Regions from separate parts of the Mus musculus genome. Here all the other regions are linked to region 5. Evidence: chromatin loops called from intact Hi-C (ENCODE). Cell type or tissue: left cerebral cortex. All regions are shown on one strand. Region 1 holds the start of Cacna2d3 (calcium channel, voltage-dependent, alpha2/delta subunit 3). Region 2 overlaps Cacna2d3 (calcium channel, voltage-dependent, alpha2/delta subunit 3). Region 3 has its middle 85 kb from the start of Selenok. Region 4 has its middle 45 kb from the start of Gm35281. Region 5 has its middle 31 kb from the start of Selenok.

Region 1 (5,000 bases), 210 kb before region 5:
CCAGCCTAATAATCAATTCTCCATTCTCATTACTTTACAGAAATATATGGACGCAGACCAATTTCCTAAGTTTGTGGACCACTCTCAGAGCTTATTACCCGGCAGTGCAGCTGAGTGGAAAGATAACCACATCCATTCGCCTTATCTGTAATGATGCAATGCACCCCAGCCCTGGGTCTAGATGATTGGGGAATAATGGGATTGTAGGACTGCAGGGATGACAAACAAAGCTGCTGGTATCTCGCCAATACACTGAACCCTATGACTCCCGAGCAAGGTGGAGGCTCCGAAAACAGACGCTGCCCGCCGGATTCTGCCCCTTGGAAGAAGTTAGCATCTTTTGGCCAGGGAAGCATCTGCTCTCGCACTGAGACAGCAATACCAACAACTGCGAGAAGAGCCATGCAAACACACTGTTTCCGAGCCCCAGCCAGGACAGTGCGAGTGAGTATCCTGCTTTTCTTTGTGTTTGGAATCAAGTGTCATCTAAAAATAACCGGTTGGTAGGGAGAAGTCACTGCACAGTACAATGCCAAGAACGGGAGATCAGAGACTACTCTGATAACTGATGCAGCTCTGGGCTCACGTTTGTTTGGAAAAACTAAATCTGCCTCCATTTTCTGTGCTAGAAAAATCATCGCTGTCTGTCACCACAGAAACCTTACCTTTTGCAGAAGCTGGGAGCCCGAGTACTTGGCAGCGATGGATTTTATCTCCCCACCAAAAGCGGAGGCCCACAGCTTCACTCTATGGGGAGAAAAGAGCAGAGGGAAGAAATGTAATACCAGTGTCACCGTCACACACGCGCACACACCGGGCTGTGGCTGAAAGAGCAGGGCGATAGAACATTAAAGGAAAAAGGAAAGAAAGATTAAAAAAAAAAAAAAAAAAAAAAACTCTCTCTTACAAACTACCCGCACCAAGATGTAGAGCGCAGCGCGGGATGGGGTCCGGGGTCACCGGAGTTCAGAAGGTGTAAAGCCTGGCTCTCTAAGAAGACCACGGGCTTTCATAGAAACAATTGCCTGGTTACTTAAACACCTAAAATGAGCATCACCTGGCAAATACTACTCTGAAGAAATCCACCCATCCCCACCCCCACCCCACTTCCCGGAAAAGTAGGATGGCAAGGTAGCAGAAAAGGGGACCATTAAACAGCCCGTGGAAGTTGCAGTCTGTAAACAGGCTCTAAACTTGGCGCTGTCACTTGAGGTGAACCTCTCCAGGTCTTACTCCCCAGCCCCAGGGAAAGGGCGAGAAGGTTCCACCCTAGTCTCCCGCCACTGGGTGCTGATGCTGAGAGGCAGGTGCAAGAGGCGAGGCCCGCACCCGCCGTGGGTCCTGCCCAGCCGCACCTGCAGGCGCCCAAACTTGGGCGCCCCGGGTCTCTCTCGGGCGCTAGCCGCCCCTCCCGGGGAGTCCCAACACCAGGCACTTACACGGAGAGCGGGATCTGCTGCTCGGAGCGCACCACGTCCCCCAGAGCGGCGTAGAGAAGCGCGGTGGCTAGGAGCGCCGAGGCCCCCCGGGACGCGCAGCACAGCGAGCCCGGCCCGGCCATCCTGGCGGCGGCGGCGGCGGCGGCGACTGGAGCGGCCGCGGAGAGCTGCGCCGGGCGGGCGGTGGGCGAGCGCGCTGGGCTGCCTGCTCCGCCGCGCGCCGCCCCTCCTGCCTCTCGCGCGCCCGGCTCACTTGGGGAGCAGGGGGGGGGGGGAAGCAGCGGGGTACGGGGGGAGGGGAGGGGAGGGCGGAGAGGAGGCGGGAGGGAGCACTGGGGAGTAGGCAGGCGCGGGAGGAGGGAGCGAGACGCGCCTCTTGCCGCGGCAGCTGCCCAGCCCCGCCTCGGCGGCCCCGGGGAGTCCGGCGAGCCGCGGCGGGAGGGCGGGAGGCGCCTCGCGGGCGGAGACTCGCAAACTCAAGTGTCCTTGGCCGCCACGGCTCGTGCCTCGCCCGGTCCGGCCCACTGCGGCCGCTGAGTTCTTTACAACTCCGCAGTCCGCCGCCACGGGCGCGACTCTCGGGTGGCCCCGGGCGGTCCCCAGGCCCTGGCGACCGGAGCGGAATGGGGGTGGGCGGCTCGGGAGCGAGGCCGAGGACCCCGATGCTCCACACTTTGCCAGTAGTTGATCTGGTCAGGAGCCCCGGGGACTGGTCAGGGGCGTTGTGGTGGGGGGCTGCGGAGCCTAGAGGTGGTGCGACCCCCTCCCGATTCCCCTCACGGTTCCTTGGGAAGAGGCAGAAGTCTGGAAGAAGCCAGCGGGCGGCGGCAGCGGCAGTGGACCGGCTCGTATAGCGGCAGAACGGGCTGGGGATGGGACAAGGGGGTCGGGTTCTAGGGAGTGCACCGCGGCGTGGCCGCCCATCGCTGCTCCACCGCCGCGGCGACTGGAGGAAAGCGCGGAGGGTGGCGCTGCAGTCGCGGCGCGGGCACCCGGCGGCCGCACAGCTACCGCTGGCGTTCCGGACCACGGGCCGGGGTGCTTTCAAGCCTACTGAAGCTCGGGGTCCGGGGTCCGCACTGCTACACGGTGCACCCAGGGACCAGGATGCCCGGGCGGGAAAGGAAGCAAACGCAGCGGAAAGTCCAACCTGACCGGCAGACACCCTTAATTCTGCGGGGGGAGGAGGGGGGTTCAGATTGCTCCGAGCACGGAGGTTCCGCACACCAGCCCCCGCCCGGGAAGAGGCAGCTGAGCGCGGGCGAGGCTTCTGAATACCCACAGGGAAAGCCCCAGGATGTCTCTTTTGCCGCGGCCCCACCCTTAGAAAAACCTTGTCCCCCATCCTCGTTCAAGCTCTAGGGTGTGACTAGGAACTTTGTGGAGCCCTCGCGCGGGCTGACGGTAAAGACCCGAGTGAGGCTGAGTCATCCTCGCCTGGCGGAGCAAACTCGGGCGACCTGGGGCAGCCGTGCGCTCCTGACCTCGCCTAGTCTCCGAACGCGCCCCCGCCGCCTCGGTTCTCCTTATGTGCATGTATTTCCGCCTCTGGGATTTACAGGGGTTCTCCCCCCCCCCCACACCCACACCCTACCTAGTTCTTTGCACTCAATTGCAGAGAACTGAGTAAGGGTAGGGGTAGTATCCGGCTAGGATCCAGCATGGCTCTCCCTCACAGCAGTCTCCGGAAAAGTTATCTTGGTGGTGAACGGTTTGGATTACTGAGTCGAATGTGAGGGGCTCGTTGCCAGGCTTTTTTCTGAGTACTGGTAGACCCCAGCCTCCGTGGGCTTAAGGCCAGTCACACACCTACCTAGGGAAGCAGCACCAGGAACCCGGCCCACCAGTGCCAAGTGCACCCCACCCACGGGCAGTGTCTCCATGGATGACTAACTAGTTATAATGAATTCTCTGCTTCTGAACACACCTCCAGCCTATGAACGCATGCCAGCCCTTTCCAAACTGAACCAAGCACAGCCTGACCCCGGGGCTAGTGGTCCATATGGCTTTGACACTCAAACTGGAGGCTGGGAGGAAATTTAATTTTCTTGCCAGAATGCAAGAGTTTTCTAAATGGATGTTTGAATGAATGAATGAATGAATGAATGAATGAGTACATACTAGCCCCGATTCATAAGGTTTCATTGTCCCCTCTATGGTGGTGTATGGTAACAGCCCTTCTCCTGCATCCATCCGTCCAGTCAGTAATAGCCAAGCATCTTGGTCAAAAGGGACACAGAAGGGCATGCGGTGGGTGCTGGAGGTAAATCAACCAGGCAAGCTGCCCTTCTGGGATGTGTAGATCAGGAAGGGACAGGCTTTTCTCCAAAAGCAATAATGAGAAATATATAATTATGCACTCTGACAGAGTATCAACAATAGTGTGTATGATGAAAGAAATACATGTTCCGCCCTGATTAGTCGTGTGCCTTTAACTGATGAGAGATTGACACAGCAAAAGGATAAGAAGCAGCCAATGTGAGGGCACCAAGGTCGTGACCATGGTTGGAGGTTAAGTCACTATCCATGCCACTTGGCACAGGTGGACTCCACAGTTGTAGGGCAGCTAGAGATCTTAACCCAGAGAAAGGATTTTGAGAATTAGTAACTATTAAACAAAACAGTCCGGTACACTTACATTTAAGATGGATGCACTAAGTATTTCCTACTAGCTCAAAAATGATTTAAAGAATCTCAAAGTCTATTAAGAATCTGGGAAGCTGCCACTCAAGTCTTCTATTCCTTTTCATCATTACAACATTCCCTGAAGAAAGAGGTCTTAGTGTAAACTACCACTTGACAGAGAGGTATAATGACACCCAGAAGGGCTAAGTGACCAGTCCAAGGACCACAGCCAGTTAAAGGAAGGTCACATGGCATCAGTCCAGGGTGCTCTAAACAGCCATGGTACCTTCTGTGTTAAATGCAACATCCAACATTGAGGGTTTGGATCCTGCTATTTACACCTGGAAGCAGGCACTTCAACACACAGCTTTCAGCTGTAGCACAGAGTCCAGCCAAAGGAGACCATCCCTTGCTGACAGAACACCAGTCCTGCCTAATATAGAGCTCGCACTGGGTCCCGCATCAGTGGGCTGCTAGTGAGATGGTAAGGGCTGTGAAAAGCCAGCCAGAAGCAGAGGCTTTAAAATGCTCACCTGCTCCTAGTCTAAGAAACTCCAGGGAGATCCCAGAGAAGCATTTCTTGGAGGAGAGTTTTTGACATCCCACCCTACCCCACACTACCCCACCCCACCCCACACCTGAGCGTTTGAGCAAGGAAAACCCCTATATTTGTCATCACACCTTGAGGCTGTGAGGGTATTTAGTAAGTGGAAATAGGACCAGTCACACACAAACGTTATCCTAACCCTTAGGGATTTTCAAATGTCCCACTGGATATCAAGGAGGAAAAAAAAATTACACCTAGAACTACTGGAATTCAGAACTTAAATCTATTTTACCTATTAATATATAAATACAAAAGAGCTTGTGCATGGTTTTAATAAACTGAATGCCACTTCTGTGTTAAGTGAAGAAAGGTAACTTTGATCCTTATCA
Region 2 (5,000 bases), 490 kb before region 5:
GGCTAGCCAGCATCAGCGCAGGTCTACAGCAAATACAAGGGAAGCTGGTTTGGAGCCTAACTAGAGGGTAGGCCTGCGCATAACCAAGGGACCTGGAATACTCAGTTCACCTCCAGAAGCCAAATCCTGTCTAGAACTAAGCCAGCTTCTGGCTGTGTTGTGCTGGGAGGTTTAATCAAAGACAATTACTTTTAAATGTCAAACGTCAGCTCTGACAACAAAGAATCGTTAATCACTAATGCTGAAAAATCCACTGGGATGCTTTGGTTTTAACTCTACTTCTATTACCTGGATTCACTTACTGTAATGTGTGTGGGGTGTGTGTGTGTGGGGTGTGTGTGTGTGTGTGTGTGTGCAAGCATATTAAGGAAGTGCACTAGCCAGTCCTCTCCTCCCACCATGTGGGACCTAACTCCGGCTTTGCAGCAAGTGCCGGAGCCACTAGACCTTCTTTTGTCAACCCCATAGCTGCAGAGAACTTGGAATGACCACTCCTGACCGAGGCCAATACTTACAACCCTTCCATTCAAAGGGAGATAAAGTATTGGTAATTTTCCTGAACATTTCAGTGTGCAGTCCCACACACTGAGAGAGAGACAGACACACACAGAGAGACAGAGAAACAGAGATAGAGACAGAGACAGAGAAACAGAGATAGAGACAGACAGAGACAGAGACAGAGACAGAGACAGAGACAGAGACAGAGACAGAGACAGAGACAGACAGAGGAGAAGCCCGTTGTATCAGGGTAAATCTACAGAGAAGAATCAGTGTCAACAGAGATACCCAGTGAATGGTCACAAACTTGCATATTTAAGTTCACGGCAAAATTTGCTTGGGGCTTGAAAATCTTTTCATATTTCCTGACAAATGACACAGGAAGTTGTTGTACAGCTGTAAGACATTTTGTATTAAATACGGTTAATTCATACTGTAGAGAAAGGAGGAGGAGCTTTGTATTTTCCTACTTCCATGTGACCCCACCCCCCCCTCAAGTCTCAACCCTCAGAACTGTCAAGTAGACACTTAGGGGACATCCATTGCCTGATTTTCTAAACAGAATGACAGGACATTCATAATCAGGAGTCTTGGGCCTTATCTTTCCAACAACTGCAGAATCTAACCTTCCCCTGCTTACACTATCTTTATTTCATGGCTGCTGCCTTTTCTGCAATATAATGGAATCCACCAATGACTACTTGACAATTATCTCAAAGGAGTGCTACAGAAATATCCAGGTGCACTGTGTAAGATAACTATTTCCCATCTAAGGGGGTTCATACTGCAAGGTGCCAAGATAATGGGGACTGGGACTCTGCAAACTGCCATTTGATACCCAGTTGGTGACAGGACACTGATATGGTTAGAAGCCCCAGGACACCCCAAGTCTCCTTTCTGTTAAATAAATCTCAGAGCAGCAGAGAAGCCTGGAACATCTCTCACAGATGCACTCCCTTGTTGGAATCTCCCCCATAAAGGCAAGCTCTAGAGCATATACCAGGTCTAGCACAGAGACCCTGCCTCCAGAAGGTCCCTGCTCTCCCAGCCAATCAGGTGATGTGATTTCTGAGAACCAAGAGTCATAAGAAAAATAAAGGAAACCGCTTGCCGCTGTAATATTTACAAGAGAACTTTCCATGGGTCTCAAGCTTGGCTGGAAATTAGTTTTAGGACTTTTTTTTTTTTAACTTGATTAAAGCTAACCTTACTCCCTTTTAACATTCCTTTTAAAATCTGAGGGACCCATCCCATATTAGCCATGCTCTAGGGGAAAAAATGTAGCTCATTAGGGGTGGAAATCTGTAACAGCTGCCAGTCTTTGTGCTTTTGTTGTCCTTGTCTGGCCCAGAATTTATTCTGTATATGAAAGAAGACCTGCCCCACAAACCCACATGGAACCGCCCCTCCTACCAGGAGAGCTTTCCGCTAGTCTGCTTCTAAGTGAGGATGGCTGGGACCTTAACAGGCATCTGATCCCCACTGTTGGGGGCAAATCCTCAAAACTCAAATGCTAAGGATAGATATTTCCTTTCCCAAAGTAAACGGGGCATAAATCTGCGAGAGGAAAATCAACTGTACCAGATGAAGGAAATCTAAAGGAACTGCAGAAGTTTTGTGAAGACATGCTGACCAAATGCGTCAAGGAAACAAAGCCCAAGGAGGTTCACCCTGAAAAAAAAAATCAAGGAATGGAGCAACAAAGAGATGGATGGTTTAAATAAGACGGACTTTTTTTATCTTCCTCCTTCTAATTATTTATGTTTACAAATTCACAGAGGTAGAAAGATCTTGGAAGGGAGAAATAATGTCCATTTGAATAACACAAGAGAATGTCAAACGTGAGGAGGTAAAGGGAAGAAGTATGTGGAAGTAGCCTAACCTTTTTAAGCACATAAAAAGAAAAAGGAAAAAGAAAAAGGGGGTGGAAAAAAAAAAAAAAAAAAAAAAAAAAAGTCTCGACTGCATTGGTGTGAATCATCAGCGCCATCTAGTGGATCTCGGGAGTATGGTGCCAGGCCGCAGCTTAAATTCAAATTAGATCTCAGACCTCAGTGTCTCACCCTATCTTAACATTTTATTGCTTGCAGAAGAAAACTAGGTGACCTCCATTTAGTTTAATTTAATAAGTCTGCTCGAGTTTAGTCTGAAGATACGGATATGAAAGAATCCGTTAAGTTGCTTAGTCAACCTGGCAAAGATCACCCTCACCAGGGACCTGGGAATGCAGAAGTGTTGTCTGCGCTGAGACCTGGGTTGTATAAAGCTGCATTGTTGCTTGGATTGATTTAATTCCAGTGTAAGAAGAAAGGGCTGCACGGTAAACAAACACTGAGGTAGTAATTACGTGACCATGGCCAATGCCACTCCAGTCCTGTCAGGCTCATTATACCTCCGACATTTTTCAAAACGACTTGACATTTTTTCTGCATGACATGTTTTGGGCTGGATACAGTAAAAACAGCTGGTTGCCTCCTGCTGCCTGGACCATCCAGCACTGGGGAAGTGAAGAACTCTTAGCCTGGCTACAGGGGCTCTGTGGACCTGCAGGAGATGCTGTGGGGGTCACAGTGCCATACAGGAGGCCAGAGCACACGGGAGGGTGGGAGGGTGGTCAGGGATTTTGTATTCTTCCACTGTTGAGAACTGAAGGCACATATCCACTACACCCGCTCTTTGTGCCTCTGAGACTTATGGAATAACTGATTCCCCCACCCACCCCCACCCCCACCCCCATCCCAGGCCCAGGTAAGTAACCTGGAGTCTTGTCTAGAGGCTGAACTTCCTGGTGGCAAGGGGACACATCCCAAATTCCTGACTCTACATACAAACAGGGTTGCCAGACTCAGCAAATAAAGGTGTAGGATGCATAATAAATATAACTTTTTTAAGACCGATGAAGCGAGTGGTTCAGTAGAGAAGGTGCTCACCACTAAGCCTGAGCTGAGTTGAATCTCAAAGACTCATATGGTGGAAGGAAGAATCAACTCTTTTTTTTTATTATGTATTTTCTTCATTTACATTTCCAATGCTATCCCAAAAGTCCCCCATACCCTCCCCCCACCTCCCCTACCCACCCACTCCCACTTCTTGGCCCTGGCGTTCCCCAACAATCAATTCTTAAAATTGTCCTGAGACCTCCACATGTCAGGGCATAATATGTCCCCATAGACATATACAATATATGCAAAATATGTGAATATTAAAAACTTACTTATAATTTGTATTTCAAATGCAATGATTTTGCTCTCTGTTTTATCTGATAACTGTCCCCTCTGACTAGGAAAACTGGCAGTGACTAAAAGCCAAAAGAAATAGTTTCCCTTTTACTTTTTAAAAGACTAATCCAACTTAATTTGCTGCTGTTGTTTATTAGAATCTCCTTATATTTGTGACAGCTTTGATTCAGTGTATAGATGAGAACCACATAGGAACCTGTCAGATCTCCTAGAACTGGAGTTCTAAATGGTCGTGAGTGTGTCGGTGCTGGGAATCAAATCCAGATCCCGTGCAAGAGCCAAACGTACTCCCAGCTGCTAAGCCATCTCTCCTCCAGCTTCTTTTACTTTTATTTATTTTTATTTTTATTTTTATTTTTATTTTTAATAGCATCCTGAGGTAATCTTGAGACCCCATTGCTCCTCTTTACCAAATGGATGGCTGGTTTCTGTATGGGAGACTCAAATGTTTGCTAATTTAAAAACTGCCTTCTCGTTTCTGAACAAGCTTGTTAGGCAGCAAGTATGGACTGGCAACCACTGTAGCACTATGCAGGCCAGCTGACCAAGCAGGAAGTACTCCACCTCCATCCTTGCCCAGCGCAGCGGGCACACCAAGTGGATACTCCACACTCTGAAGCCATGTAGAGATGGTGACACAGAATGAAAAGAAACTAAAGGGAAGCTGAGGTGAGAAGAGGCAGGGAGAGGGACGAAGAGGCAAAAGAATAGCAAAAGCTGGGAAGCAAGACACCACGCAAAAGCCAACAAGAACAAGCGAATCCATCACAGGAAGGAGCAGAGCGGCCTGTCCCACCGTCTCCAGTGGCTTTTCGGATTGAACAGAGTGGAAAGAAATCAAAGGATAAAATTTGCAAACAGACATCACCGCCAACTGCGGTTACAAATTATTTTGTAAAATGGAAAGGAGAGAAGAAAATCAAAGAAAGCATGTTACACAGAGAGACCTATTGAGAATCAGATTTGACAGTTGACAAATTCACTTGTTCCTCCAGGAAAGACACAGCCTCTCTTCCTCTCCCTCGGGCATATGTGCACTTCCTTCTCAGGACTCAGCTGCTTGCTAACGGGGGCTGGTTTTTATGATGGGTGAATGACAGAGCCAGCCAGTGATACTGAAATGCTATCATCAATATTACCAGGCAAGGATGGCTCAGTGGGGAAGTGCCTCACAATTAATGCCACTGAGGAAATTATTTTCAATATTCAAAATATTTAAAGTAGAAAATGGCATTGCATTTAGTATGAGAAACAAAAGCATTA
Region 3 (5,000 bases), 54 kb before region 5:
TGTCATGCTTCATGTGTGAGCCTAGGCACCCCGCCCCAGACACATACACAGACAGAGGTACACATAGGAATATACTATACACATTCACAAAATAAGAAAATACCCCAAACTTAAGCAGCCATTCAAGGATATTATATGATCTGCTGAGATAGCTCAGTGGATAAGGGCAGCTAAGCCTGAGAATCTGAGTCCCATCCCCAAGACTCACATGGTAGAAGAGAACTAATCACAAGAAGTTGTCCGCTAACAACAATATGAACCAACCAGTACCCCCTCCCCCCCCCCAGAGCTCCCAGGGACTAAACCACCAACCAAAGAGTACACATGGTGGGACTCATGGCTCCAGATGCATATGTAGCAGAGGATGGCCTAGTCAATGGGAGGAGGGGCCCTTGGTCCTGTGTAGGCTCTATGCCCCAGTGTAGAGGAATGCCAGGGCAGGAAGCGGGAGTGGGTGGGTTGGTGAGCAGGGGGAGGGGAGAGGGGATAGGGATTTTTCCGAGGGGAAACCAGGAACGAGGATAACATTTGATATGTAAATAAAGAAAATATTTAATTAAAAAAAAAGTTGTCCTCTGACCTCTGGGTGTTATGTGCCTACACAGATGCATAGAATCACATAAGTATATAGAGTTATCTATTATATAAATTCCTAATAATAGCATTATATGTTAATATGTGAAGCTGGGCATGATGGTGTGTACTTATAATCCCAACCCTAAGGATACTGAGACAGGAGTATCGTAAATTCAAAGTTACATAGCCTGGGATGTAACAAGATTCTGTCTCAAAAGTAAAAGTGGTTTTGTGAAATATATTCACAATATATTATTATTTGACAATGACATGCTTAAACTAAGTTTAATATGATCTCCATTTTACAAAAACTGAAAAATAATATTTAGGCATTAAAAAAGTCTAGAGTTATACACCAAAATGAACTAGCAGTTATCTATCTATGAGTGGTTGGACTGTCCAGCCTGCTCTTTATACAACCTACCATATTAATTTCAACAGGTATTGGACATATGACTTGAGAGAGACACTAAGTCTCCCTGGACAACCTATTGACTTTCAATTGATCAGAAAAACTAGCTCTAGGAGGGATAGTTGTTCTTAGTTCTCAAAGGAGTCACAAACTGAATCACAATTCTGCTCAACAAACAGTTTCTTGAGAGGCCGGAAGGGTTAAATTCAAAGGCACATTATTTTTCAGTGGCCATATGTGTCTCAAGTAAGAAGGAAGCCTGCAGAGACGCTTCCAAATGTTCAAAGGACAAGTTTCCAGGTCTACAGCTGTGCTCTATTAGGGGGCTGTAGTCAGTACCCAGAAGAATTTGGCAGAACTTATTTGAGAAATGCTAACGCGCAACAAGAGCAGATTTACTAAATTTGCTCTTTGGAACACAGATACCAAATAGTCTAATAGAAGTGTTCCAGAGCTTTTAGTAGATTTTTGTTTTCTTGTTATTTAGTTATCAGGGTGTGTGTGTGTGTGTGTGTGTGTGTGTGTGTGTGTGTGTGTGTGTGTGTGTAAGAGAGAGAGACAGACAGACAGAGACACAGAGAGACACAGAGACAAAGAGACAGAGACAGAGAGACAGGAAGACAGACAGGCAGGTAGGCAGGCAGGCAGAGAGATGTATGCCATCTGTGGCGGTCAGAGGACAGCTTGCAGGAGCCATTCATTCCTTCCACCATACAGGTCCTAGGGTTCAACTCAGGTTATTAAGCTCGACTGCAAGCACCTTCACATACTGAGCCATCTAACTGGCCCTCTGTGGGGCTTTGGAAACTGGCCTTCTGTGTGGCCTCTTCCAGTTTCCTGAGATGAGGAGTGGGTGGCTCTCTTGACAGGGAGAGCCGTGTGAAAAGCATGCCACCTGGGCTTGGCCATCATTAACAGCATCTCGAAAGCATCTAGAACCAGCCTCCTGTTTCCAAAGGTTATGAGTCTTGCTTTAGTGTCTCTTCTTTCTCCCAAATAGCAGCAGTGAGCTGGCAGCGAGAACACGTCAGCGGCCTCTCTCTACCGTGGTGGGATCTTTTTTTTTTTTTTTCAGTCACATGGAAATCAACAAGAAAAAAAAAGTGGTTGGGGTTTCAAACAGCTTTATGCTCCCATCTGGAGTCCAAAAAAGGCTCATTTAACTTAACACAGCCACATTTTTCAAACACCTGGTTCTTCATTGGCATTCTGTTAAAGAAAGAAGGAGGAAAAAGCAGCTCTTACAAAACAGGAATAAGATCTCAGTTATTGTTTAACTGCTCTGCAGCAAGCGTGTGTGACGAGAGATCCTCGCTTTCTATGTGTCCAAACCCTCCAGGTACAGACATTACGTAATTAATAGCACCACCGTGACCACCTCCACCACCCTCTGCAGAGCACTCTATGTGGGCACTGGCTGGTTAATTTACATTCCACAGCAACTCAGGGAGTCAGCTTCAAAACAGAAGAGTTCAGAGATGTTAAGCCACTGGCCCCATTATCCTGGGTGGGTGGGAGGCAGCACAGCTAGGTTTCCTGTCTTGATCCACCGGTTCTCTCCATCTTGACTTCCTGAGTGCAGGGACTCTAGGTGTGGCCCACCATGCCCGGCCTCTTTAATGTGTACACTTGAGTGGTATTGAGTATATGTAGTGTTGTGTAACATCGCTACTATCCCCAAACTGTTTTGTTGTTGTTGTTGTTGTTGTGGTGGTGGTGGTGGTGGTGGTGGTTGCCATTTCTAAGACAGGGTCACACTCTATATCCCATGACCTGTCACTCGTGACAATTCTCCTGCCTCAATCTCCTGAGTGTTGAAATCACAGGCATGAATGTCTGTGGTTCTAAAACATTTTATCAGGCAGATCAAGCTGTGTAAAAAGCAGTGACTCCTCTTCCCCTCTCCCCAAGCCTCAGTGTTCTGCTCTATTTCTATAAATGTGTCTATTCTAGGTTCACCATTCAATAATAGCCATGCTATGCCTAGCTTTCTGTATGAGTCACTTAGCACACTGTCTTCCTGTTCATTTATGAAGTAGTGTGTATTAAACATGTTTCCTCTTTTATGCTGAATGGTTATCTATCATATGTGTACATAATATTTAGCTTATCCACTCAGTTGAGAGACACTTGGATTATTTTCACCTTGGGGCAACATGAATGTTTCAGGGGACCCTAGTATATGAGTAACTATTTGGTTCTTTGTTTTAAATCCTTTAGGGTATATGACTAGAAATTCAATTACCAAGTCATGTGGATATTCTGCATTGAATCCTTCAGGAACCTAGATTTACTCCATGTAGGAATTGATTTTTGTGTGTTTGTGATAAGACCTTACTATATAGGATGCTGGCCACATACTCACTATCCCCCTGCCTCAGCTTACAGATATAGATATAGATGATATAGAGATAGAGATATAGAGATAGAGATAGAGATAGAGATAGAGATAGAGATAGAGATAGAGACAGAGACAGAGACAGAGACAGAGACAGAGACAGAGATAGAGATAGAGATAGATGTCTTGTGTCTGAAGTACAGTCACTTTCCTCACTGCTGTGATAAAATACACGACAAGGCAACTTCATGAAGAAAGGTTTACTGTGACTCAGAGATTGAGAGTACAGTCCATTGTGGCAAAGTAAGCCTGGCATAAAGAACATGAGGTAGCTGGTCACAGTGTGCCCATACTCAGGGAGCAGAGAGAGAACGCACTGGTCCTCAACTCTTTTTATTGAGTCTAAGCCCCCAGCCCATGGAATTGTGCTATCACATTTAGGGTGAGGATTCCTATCATAATCCAACCCTACAGGCTTACCTTGAGATTTATTTCATGTTGTTCCTAAGTCCCATCAAGTTGATGTTCATTGTATCTGATTATGATCTCAATGTGCATATCAAACATATTCACACATGAAAGCAGGAGAGAAAGAGAGGGAGTGGAAGAGAGGGAGAGAGTTATTTTAGACTCCATCTCCATCATAACTCAAATAATGGGCAAATCCTCTCATTGCATATGGCTTCTTTGTAAAATGGCAACAACCAAGTTCTGCTGAGTATCTAAAGCCTGAGTCAAAGGCCACACACCTGTCTGCAATAGGCCATGGACAAATGGGAACTTGGCACTTCTCATCACAGAGAAAGGAGAAACTTGGTTTTGACACGTAAAATAGAATGCCTCTTTATGTCCAACTCACCAGTGACAAGGAAAAGCAAAGCCACCTCAGGACAAGACCGAGGATTTGAGCTACCTCAGTGATAGCAAGATGTGTAGCTTCCTGGTTTCTGCCCAGTATGGGCAGGCTTACCTGCCATGGTTAGTTTTTCCTGTGCCCACAGAGCCATGAATCAATCAACCCAAGTCTGCAATAACACTGCCTGACTGCATGTGGCTCAGAGCACTAAACATTTAAATCCAATTTACCTGGATGGCAGAGATCAGAGACTGAGGCATTTGCATCGATAAGAAAGGACACCATTTACTGCAGAGATTTTTAAAATATTATCTGTGGGTCCACCTCGGATAGAGTTCATGAAACTGCTATAGTCTGGAGGAATGCTCGTAGAATCCATGTGACCAAGGGTTATTTTCTCACTCCTCAACCCTCTCAGTCTCAGAGAAAAATCCAGGGTTGCTCTCTACTCTGAGTCTATTGTCCTTAAGAGACAGTCAGCTGGTGTCCAAGAGCTGTGATAACTCACACCCAGAGGACAGTTTAAGAAACACAGCTTAATAAAATGAATGGCTCTTCTCATCAATTTTGCTTCGGACTCATTTGCATATAATGGCTTTTTATTCCCTTTAGTGACTGTCACAATCATGGCACTCAACACCATCACTTGCTGTCAAGGTCGGTTTCTGGATTTTCATCCTGCTTCCTAAGAGATCACGATATATGGTCCTCTTTTCCAGTAAAAGACAAAGACCTACTGAGAGGGAAACTGAATCGATGAAACAGAGCCCACCCATGAGTAATGACAGCCAGAGAGAACAAACACTTTTGTTTGTTTG
Region 4 (5,000 bases), 95 kb before region 5:
GGTCCATGGTGTTGCTTAGATCTGGTCTGGGGATGGAGTCAGTCTCTTAGCATTTCTAAGAAGTGCTATGGAGGATTAGGACTTTGTTCTGGTCCCCTTCTTCTTCCTCTCCTCTCCCTCACCTTTCCTTCTTACAACCAAACATGTGTAAGCCTGACTGAACACAAGTTGAGGAGCCTTTCTAGACAGCCCATTAAAACTATTAAGATCTAAAAATTGACCTTGGGAAATGGCTGCCATCACATTATTACATTGCTTGGGGTGGGGGGAGAAAACCTGGCTGTCTTGCTTCTGATTTCTTAGGGCTCTCCTTACATGCTTCTAAATTTAGATCTCAAGAATTATTGAGCTTCTACAAGGGGGGAAAATAGTCTGAAGTCCTGCCAAAGCTCAAAGTAACTCTCCAGCTCTTTCTCCTAGAGTCCTTGGAAAGTGACTGGCCAAGGATTTTACAGTAGGGGCGGGGCTGGATGGGGATGCTTCCTCTTGAAATTGCTGGAGAAAGACAGGTGGACACAGTGAGGATTCCCCGCTAAGCTGACCTCCTTCCTTAGAGCCTAGCGATGAGTCTTTGTGGGCATGTATGGCAATTAGGAAGTGGAAGACAGACAAAATACCAAAACCCACTAGTGGGTATTTTTCTTTTTTTTTTTTTAAGTAAGATTCAAAACATGTTTCAAAGGTAAAGACATTCCTCAGTTCTTGACTTTATTTTCTAAGAGGGTTTCATGTCAGGCATTGGGCACCACTGGAGCAGAAATGAGAAGAAACTGAGAACCCTGATAACTATACAGAAGCGTGTGTGTGTGTGTGTGTGTGTGTGTGTGTGTGTGCACATGAACATGTGTGTGTGCGTTGTACATGCTTGTAGGACCAGGAGTAGGTAGCAATGAGAACTTAATCTGGTGCTCCAAAGTAGTCCGGGGACAGACCTGCCCAACCAAAGAGATGCCCAATCTTCCCTCCTGTCATCTCCTAAGGACAAAGTAAAGAATGACTGCTGGACATCCTGGATCTCTTCCAGAATGCTCTAAGTAGAATTGACCAACCCAGGGTCTATCTTTCCTGATCAACAGCTATGCATCGGGTATTGTACTAACTACATCAGTAGACTCTTTGGTCCCCATCACTAATCCTCACAACATCCCACTGCAAAAGGACCATCTCTCAGAAGAGACCAGATTGGGGTATGAAAGTCATTTGCCCCAAACAACACAACAATGAAATGATACAGTTCAACAACACAACAATGCCTGATACAGTTGGGATCAGAAATGTCCCCTAGCAGCCATGTACGAAAGGCTTGGTCAATAGCCTGAGGCAGAAGGGGAAGTGATGCTAGTTTAGGAAATAGGATCTCTTCGGAGGAAGTAGGTCACTATAGCCATGTCATAATGGAGCCTGACTTCAGTATCCTTTCACAACCACTTAGCTCCATCACACAAGTCCCTGAAGTCAAGGGAGCATAGATGGAAACCTCTGAAACCATGAGCCAGGATAAACCCTCATCCTTTAAGTTGATTTCTGGAGGCACTGTATCACAGAGATGGAAAGCTGACGCATACATACAGTGTCGGGGTTTCTGCACTTGCAGGATCTGTGCGCATGCCTGTGGGTCAGGAAGGGCTGGCTTCATAACTGTCTCTTACACGTCCCTTCTCTCCTGCCTTCGACATATTGAAGGCCAACCTATAAACAGTTCCCCCTTTGGGTCCCCGATGCTGAGGAGAGACAAGAACAAGAGATGGTGAAACTGGAGTTTCTGCCCTCAAGATGCCAGGAGATGCAAGTCTTCTTTCTTCAATATGCAAACTGTGACCAGACTCACTGCATGGAGGATTCTGGGTAATTCCTGAATGGAATCTGACCAATCACATTGGGAAGTGTAGGACCCAAGAGGTCTGAGTTAATCTGTAAACCTCCCATCTGAGGAACAGCCAGAGTGAGAGTTGCCATACTTGTGTGGGTAACAGTCTATGCCTAAACTAGGCATTGTCTACAGTCACAAAAGTGTTCTAAGCAATATCCGAGTAGTCACTTTTAAGCCACTGGGAAATCATTGGTGCCAATGACTGACATTTCCAGAAATCTAAGAGTTGGTACCGAGCAGAGCCAAGGGAAGTACCTGTGAGACGCTCCTCCGTGCCTACATCTGTGTTGTCTTACAGGTCTGACAGCTCAGCCTGGTAGAGCTCAGCCTGGCAGAGCAGGACAGAGGCAGTGTCTGAACAGACTCACAGATGGCTCGTCCTTCCTTGCTGTGCGACCCTGGAAGAGTTTACTCATCCATTCCCATCCTTGGCTTCCTCCCCCTAAAACAGCGAGCTGATACCACCTTCCTCACAGGATTACTAGAGCCTTAAATAAGAAGTTTAAATGTGCTGAATGCTACTTGGCAATGTTATTATTTCAATGCAAATTGCTCCTTCCCTCTACAGACTCAGAATCCTCCCTACACCCAATTTCTATTTGGAACTTAATTTTAAGGAAACAAAAATTTCAATACACCTCCCCCTCTCATCTGCCAGAGTGGCACATCCCCAAGTTGGCAGTACAGACTGAGGGTAAGGCTGTATGGAATGGGTACCCCCTACCCTCTGCTTTGTGGTTATGTAAGTGCTGCAAGCCTGGGGCTGAAACCCTGACAGTAGCCCCTGCCCTTAGCTCAGCAGACTTACTTCCAGCAACCTATCTTAGAGATACACCAGCAAAATGAACAGAAAGACACAGGTCATGTTGACCAATGGCAATGCCTAGACTTCATTGCTCCAGATTTGAAGAAATCAATTGTAAACATAAGATTGACAAATGAGCACAGATTGGGTGTTTGACAATCCCTGGGAACTGCCATTGATGTGGTCATAGTCCTGTGGTTTTGTTTTTCTTCTCTTAGAGGTAATTGCTGAAATATTTATGAATGGAATACAATGTCAGATATGCTTAAAAATAGCCAGGAAGAGGGAATGTGTGGGTAACAGCACTTAGAGGTTTATTATAGAGTCTTATTTTCTGTGTTTGGTGAGAGTTCCCATAATCAAATCAAGACAGTACAGATAAAGAGGAAACCCTACCAAGCTCACCTTATTCCTGGGCTCTTCCCTCTCCCAAGGAAGTCTTGGCTTCCAATGGCTCTGAAGCCTTCCACACATTTTCTGAGCATTTAAGTACTATCTGTGTACTCACAAGGGGTAGAGCATGCCAATTGTCTATTAAACTACAGGGGTTTGTTTTTTTGGGGGGGGAGTTGGGTTTTTTTTGTTTTTGTTTTGGTTTTTGGTTTGTTTTTTTTTTTTTTTTTGGTTTTGGTTTTGGTTTTGGTTTTTGTGTTTGTTTGTTTTTTTTTTGGTTTTTCGAGACAGGGTTTCTCTGTAGCCCTGGCTGTCCTGGAACTCACTTTGTAGACCAGGCTGGCCTCGAACTCAGAAATCCACCTGCCTCTGCCTCCCAAGTGTTGGGATTAAAGGCGTGCGCCACCATGCTCTGCTCAGGGGTTTGTTTTGTGTTGTGTTGTGGTAAATATTTAACGTCGATTGGGGGTTTCTACCACGCCTTAGATCACTCAGTTCCCAGATAAAAGACATAAAACCTTTACATTTATAATAAGCTTTTAAGCACTAGAGCTGGGCAGAGCTCTATGCTATTATGTCCACTTCCCTGCCAATAACCCTGAGATATGACTTACCTTGTTCTGCCTGGGCCACTCTTACCCTGACTGGCCAGCCCTTGTGAATCCCTTACCCCATGGTAGTTTTTTTTAGTTTTTGGTTTTGGGGTTTTGAGCTTTGGGTTTGGGAGGGGGTTTTGTTTTTTGTTGTTTGTTTGTTTAATTTACAATGGTGACATCCTTCTCACTGGTTAGCTCATGGTTTCGCCCAGTCCTGTGTCAGGGAGAGTCTCTGTTATCAGTACCCAGAGATCTCTGTTGTTTTCCCATTGCTACATAAGTGTCATGGTAAGTATGCTGCAGATATTTGCATGCCCCCATAATGCTAAGCATTTCTGGTTGTCCCCAGCTGGTTTACTGCAAACAATTCTGCGGTGGACTTTCTTGAACGTATCTACCCATATATGAGAGGGGCTTCTCCTGGGGAGGGTGTAAGAGATGGATCAAGAGCTGGTGAAAAGGCTCAGCGGGTTTAAGTGACTGCAGCAGAGACTAAGGATCTGACTTTGATCCCTGGATGAACCCATATAGTTCAAGGAGAGAACTTATTCCCACAAGTTGTCCTCTAACCACAATCAAGCAGGCTCACACAGAGGCAAATATACATACAAACATAGATATCCCTCACGGGTGTCCCCAGAGCCTTTGCCTCCTAGATGAGTCTAAATCCTGACAGGTAATTAACACTAACTATGGTACACATTTTAATAAAATAGCTTCCCTTTCACAAAGCACTCGTGGGTGGAAGACCTGCCCCTCAATTGCTCCCAATTCCCGCCACACTTACCAAATTCATATAATGTTTACCTTGGCAGGCAATCACTCATACCCAACCTCCTTGACCTCAGGATCTTGTGGAGGAATCCTGACAGCCTTTCCGTTCCCTAAACCAGCATCTCTCCTGGAACACATTCAATAGAAGCATCACTGAGTGAGTGACAGGGGAAAGACATGGTTTTAGGGCACTTAAACAACAATGCCCTCCTAACTGTGGGGCTCAGCTGGCCTCAAAACTAAACACATCCCTAGAGGATGACAAAGAGAAGAAGACACTAGCCCTGTGGCTTCATCTGTCTAGGTTAGTCTGCCTGGACCTGGTCACGATGCTGAATGAACCCCAAGGCTGTCTACTCTCACAATGTGACTGAATACTCTTCTCTGTGGTGGCTGCTTTTGCCAGCAGACCAGAGTTCCTGAAGGTCTCTCTACCAAGCATCTTCCTCTGGAGCAATTCCCGTCTTAATTCAGCCAGATGCAGAAGCACACCCTGGAACTTCCATGGCTCGTGTGCCTGTTTTCTCCTTCTCTCTCATCATTTTACTTCCTTCCTTAAAAA
Region 5 (5,000 bases):
TAATAATAATAATTGAAAAAGAAGGTAGGGGTTCTTCATAAATAAAAATCAGGCTGGTGAGATGGGTTGGCAGATTAAAATACTTTCTGTACAGATCTAACAACTGAGTCACATCTAGGAGCCTTCACAATGAAAGAAGAGAACCAACTCCTGGAAGGTATCTTCTGACCTACACATGTGTGTTATGTGCACGCGGATACACCCACACTTTTAAAGAAGAAGGAGATGGTTTAGCCAGTCAAAAGCTGCCCTCCCCTGCCCAGGTAAAACTGTAAGGGCTTGGTACCCAGGAGGACACAGGAGAGAAGGGAAGCCAGAAATCCAAAGCAGAGTGCTGCTGGATGCTGAGATGTATATACCCTGGATCAAACTCAAGATAAAAAAGAGCATCCATCTCCTGCAGATAACCCTGGGCATTTGAGAAAGGGAGAGCCACCCTCTGATCCCAGGAAGCCTAGGGTATAACTCATTGCAGGTTCTCCAGGTCCTGTGTGGTGAAGAAAGTGTGCGTAGGCAGAGGAGGCAAGGTGCCTTACCACGGAGCAGGATACCTCCATGACACTATGAAATCAAAGAGAACTCAGGAACAGAAATTTCCACAGCCCAGCTTAGGGCCAGAGCTGTGCACAGCATTGAGCACTGACCCTGCCTGCCTCCTGGCCCCCTGATCACGGTCATTTCAGAGAGGCAGCCTTAGAGTCCCTACCTGGCAGAGGAAGAAATACAAGCCTTTGATTAAGCAGTGTGCTCAAGGACACAGCTCAGCAGTACCGGTGCCAGGACTTGAATGCACTCTCCCAAGCAATAAGCTATGTTGCTCCCTGTTATGGAGGATATTCTATCTTTCTCCTGGCTGAGAGATAGATGAGGTGGAGACCTGTCTTCATGCCTCGTGGCATGCAGAGGATGGCAGCAAGCCAAAGGCAGGAACCCAAGCAGAGAAGGAGACAATTCAGATCGTCCGTCAGCATTGTTCTTCATGACAGTTAAGCTAATGGAAGCCACAAAACACAGCCAAGAAAATTCTTTTTTTTTTTTTCTTCCTTTGATGATTGGGATCCGGTTGTCTGGGGGGTCATTTAAAGCCTCTGGCATGTGTGTGTCTTGAGCCCTGGTGCCCTCATAGCCGGGCATCCCTCAGTCTGCCTAGCTTCACCGGAAGGATGCTTCAAGGGGAAGGGAGAATTCATCTGGAAAATGAAGAAGAGCTTCGGAGCAGATTGTCAAGACGGAATGGTGACCAAACCACCCACGAGGCAGCATCCACTTTTGCCTACAGCAAGCATGTCAGTGTATTTGCGCAGAGGATAACCTGCCTGCACAGTTCAGGAGTGAGGGATTCAATCAGCATCAGGACCACAGGGCCAGTGATAAGGTGTGGGTTCCCACACTAAGGCGGCTAGCATTCGAATGCTGGCTTTGGGACCCTGGGTGAAGTGACTGACTGACCTCAGAGTGTAAATGTCTCATACGTAAAGAGCAGCAGTGGCTTCCCCATGCAGGGTTGTCAAGATGGTAAAATCAAATGAGCCCTGAAGTATGTCCAGCACTATGCTTGGTACATGGCAGTCACTTGGTCATCCTATGTGCAGAACAACTCCACCCTCCTGGTTTTCAGGCTGTTGGCCAACTCTACTTGTTCCCAAAGCTCGGGAACAGCCAGCTCCTATTAGAACCCAGAGTTCAGCTATGTGCAGTCTCTCCTCAGTTCTTAAGCACTGGTACCTCAGGCTTTCAAACAGTGCATGAACACCAGCAGTGGTGGTGCCTGGGAGGCAGAGGCAGGTGGATCTCTGAGTTCGAGGCCAGCCTGGTCTACAGAGTGAGTTCCAGGACAGCCAGGACTACACAGAGAAACCCTGTCTCCAAAAACAAACAAACAAAGTGTACAAACAACCTCAATATGAAAGTCTTTTTACATTTTTGTCACAGGGATATTGGGCCAATAGGAAGAGATCTCTGAGAACTTTTAAGGACCTTGAACTCCAGGAAAATCCAAGATTGGAAGATTCTCTGTTACTGAACTACGTCTGGGTGCCACAAAGAAGCAGACTGCTTACATGCCTTCCTTCCTCCCTGCTCGCTCTGTAATGTTGTCTTCCTTCCTCCCTGCTCGCTCTGTGATGTTATACACCTTAACTTCTGCAAGGACTGTTTCCCTTATCTAAAAAACCAGTACGGCCATGCGCTCATGGAGCCAATATAGGAACTGTTCATAGGAATACTTGAGAGGACCCAACGTGCATCAGAACTGAAACATCAGCTGACTGGCTGACTGCCGTAGGACCTGTAGCGCTAGGACTCCAACGTTAGCCTTGGTACTGAGAGACAAAGCCAAACCAAATGAAAACTAAATGGAAAATAAAACAAAGGAACAACAGTCCCTTCTCGCTTAGAAAATCGTTTCCTAAAATCAGTTTCTGCTTAAGGCTTATGCATTGTGTTTCACAGTGATTCGCCTGAGGGGAGATGGTGGAGCCGCAGAGATTGGGGCTCAAAGGTTTGGGTTCCAATCCTAACCGGAGCAGGGCCATGTTAATTCTCCCAACGAAGTTAAAGATAAAGCTTGTGAGATGTGACCCCCAACGTTCTAAACACGCTGGTTCTCTATTGGGAGGGTTTTTTTTCAGTTTCTCTAAGAGTTTTTCAGGCAACAACCTCGCGCCTCTCCTTCGATGACGCCGGAGGCTTATCGCAGACGCCGGATTTCACAGCGCACTGCACTCCTCCTGCCGTAACTTAATCCACATAAATGCCGACAAAAAGAATATGGAAATGTTTATTTAGATAAACCTAAGAAACTGACAGGAACATAATAGAGCCAAACAGATTCTTCATTTAAGGCGCCGGAACCAGTCTATAGCAGCTCAATGGGTCCACCTGCAGACTAAAATGGAGAGCTCACAAGATGTCAGTGGAAAATTACTTCAGAGCCTCTCAGAGGGAGCCTGGGAAGAGCCTGAGAGCCCAATAAGAAGGGTTGTGGGGGAATAGATACTCATTTACTGCCTACTGTGTGTCAACATCCGAACTTCCACTCCCTTACTGACCGGTCCAGCACTGTAGCCCTCGTCTACCACAATGGCTGCAAGCATAACAGGCTCTCTTGCACTCTTTTTTGAGCATTCCATTCAGTACTTTATAGATACGCATTCATCAAGTCTTCTCAACAACCCTCTCAAGTGGGATTTGCCAGTTATTAAAATGGGAGGTGAGACACCAAGAAGCACTAATGATAAGACTGTAATTTAACCCACGGTGTATTCTAACCTTGCATGGTCTGGTGGATCACAAAATGATCCTCATATAAAGCTACATAGCTGCCAAAGGGATGGAAATGACCCTGAATTGGCAACACCGTGGGAGCATCATAGTTTAGACCGTTACAGAAATGTTCATAAAAGTAGAATTGTTTGGCTTTTTGTGGATTTTGTTTTGTTTGTGGGGGGATCCGGGTATGAGTAACGATTTTTACTGTTGTTGCTCGAGTGGGTAAATATATTTACATGGTTCAAAATTCAAAGGGAAAAATTGGGACAATGATTCAATTAGTACACACTTTTGTAAGCAGAGAATTTGAGTTCCATCCTGATGTTTAAAACAAACAATGTAAGCATCAAACAGGTGTGGTCACCCCTGCATATGATATCAGAAATGGAGGTGGAGACCTGCGGCTGGCTCCCAGCCAATCTAAGCAGACCAGCAACCTCCAAGTTTAGTGAGAGACACTGTCTCTAAATAAATAGGTCAATAGAAGGGAAAGTGATGTGGAAGGCACCTGACACTGGCCTCTGGCCTCCACAAACTTGAACACACATATCCATAATCACAAATTCAAAAGGGACCCAGCAGGTATTCTCTAGTCTTGCTCACGCTAGGCTGTATCTCTCCCTGGGGTCAAGTAAAGCTGCCAGTCTCTAGGGTAGCTTTACAGAGCTTTTCTGTTGCAGATGCAAACAGAAAAATACATATATACATACATACATACATACATGTATGCATAATACATGTATCGTAATACACACACATATATACATAATACATAATTAATCCACACATAATATATATATGCATATATAATACAAACATCTATACATGCATATGCATGCACACATAATACAGGTACACATATATACATACATACATACATACATACATACATACATACATATATACATACATACATAGAGGTGGAGAGAAGGACAGAGGGAGGGAACCCCTGTTACTTACAATCACACATTTCTGCACCCTGCTTGGCTCTAGGGACCAATGTCTAGAAATTCTTATGAGTTTCCTTATTAGAAAGTGGATCTGGGGCCTGGAGAGGTGGCTCCGTGGTTAAGAGCGCCAACTGCTCTTCTAAAGGTCCTGAGTTCAAATCCCAGCAACCACATGGTGGATCACAACCATCCGTAACGAAATCCGATGCCCTCTTCTGGAGTGTCTGAAGACAGCTCCAGTGTACTTACATATAATAAATAAATAAATCCTTGAAAGGAAGGAAGGAAGGAAGGAAGGAAGGAAGGAAGGAAGGAAGGAAGGAAGGAAGAGGATCTGATTACAGTGCAGACGTGGAATTGCTGGTTGAAACCCTGTGCGCTGGACAGATGTTGCTATGTTCCCTTGCACAGGTTGTCCAGACCATGTAACCCCTGTCCCTCTCACTGACGAGGGTCTAGATTACTTGAGCCAAGTGTTTCTAAGACTCTGCTTAACTGCATGGTCTGGGGTGGCATTGCTGATGAGAAAGGCAACTTTCAAGTATAACTACTCATGATTTCAGATTTCTACTTTCACCAGAAGGGAGAGATATTCCAGTGCTTGACTATTTAATCAAACCCAAACCTGAAAAGGGTAAGTTTTACTTTAGCGAAGCTTTTACTGGGATGTTTCCAGGTGCCATGATGGTTATGGCAATGGTGACATAAATGTCCCCCAGAGATACCCGTAACCCCCGAGCTGCGGCACAGCCTAAGGTTCCACCTAGTGGAAGGTGTGGA

The links. Peaks named below come from ENCODE experiments on the same cell type or tissue, not always from the same donor. Only the 100,000 strongest peaks of a DNase experiment are listed, where the experiment ranks them.
Region 1: it touches region 5 in a loop (9-fold over the local background); 23 of 42 quality-filtered maps call a loop at or near these places.
Region 2: it touches region 5 in a loop (4-fold over the local background); 10 of 42 quality-filtered maps call a loop at or near these places.
Region 3: a loop joins it to region 5, with 2.9 times the contacts of the local background. A loop is called at or near these places in 4 of 42 quality-filtered maps.
Region 4: a loop joins it to region 5, with 2.7 times the contacts of the local background. A loop is called at or near these places in 10 of 42 quality-filtered maps.

The regions. Positions count from the first base shown.
Region 1 is chr14:29,720,207-29,725,206 of GRCm38, forward strand. Cacna2d3 (calcium channel, voltage-dependent, alpha2/delta subunit 3) reads right to left here and starts at 1,658. Exons shown (of 38, transcript NM_009785.1): 1 at 1,440-1,658; 2 at 666-747. The coding sequence starts at 1,561. In left cerebral cortex, a CTCF peak has its summit at 2,380; DNase peaks (open chromatin) are centred at 281, 663, 1,426, 1,891 and 3 more places; H3K4me3 peaks cover 3,341 bases; H3K27ac peaks cover 3,040 bases.
Region 2 is chr14:29,440,805-29,445,804 of GRCm38, forward strand. The region is part of intron 4 of Cacna2d3 (calcium channel, voltage-dependent, alpha2/delta subunit 3); the gene reads right to left. Among named protein-coding and RNA genes, the nearest start is that of Cacna2d3, 280 kb to the right of the region's middle. In left cerebral cortex, a CTCF peak has its summit at 2,498 (motif pointing left); a DNase peak (open chromatin) is centred at 2,508.
Region 3 is chr14:29,880,786-29,885,785 of GRCm38, forward strand. No RefSeq gene overlaps it. Among named protein-coding and RNA genes, the nearest start is that of Selenok, 85 kb to the right of the region's middle. In left cerebral cortex, no CTCF peak of the experiment used is centred here; DNase peaks (open chromatin) are centred at 2,105 and 2,927; H3K27ac peaks cover 1,079 bases.
Region 4 is chr14:29,839,350-29,844,349 of GRCm38, forward strand. No RefSeq gene overlaps it. Among named protein-coding and RNA genes, the nearest start is that of Gm35281, 45 kb to the left of the region's middle. In left cerebral cortex, no CTCF peak of the experiment used is centred here; a DNase peak (open chromatin) is centred at 2,292.
Region 5 is chr14:29,934,808-29,939,807 of GRCm38, forward strand. No RefSeq gene overlaps it. Among named protein-coding and RNA genes, the nearest start is that of Selenok, 31 kb to the right of the region's middle. In left cerebral cortex, CTCF peaks have their summits at 2,887 and 4,984 (motif pointing left); a DNase peak (open chromatin) is centred at 2,859; H3K4me3 peaks cover 352 bases; H3K27ac peaks cover 503 bases.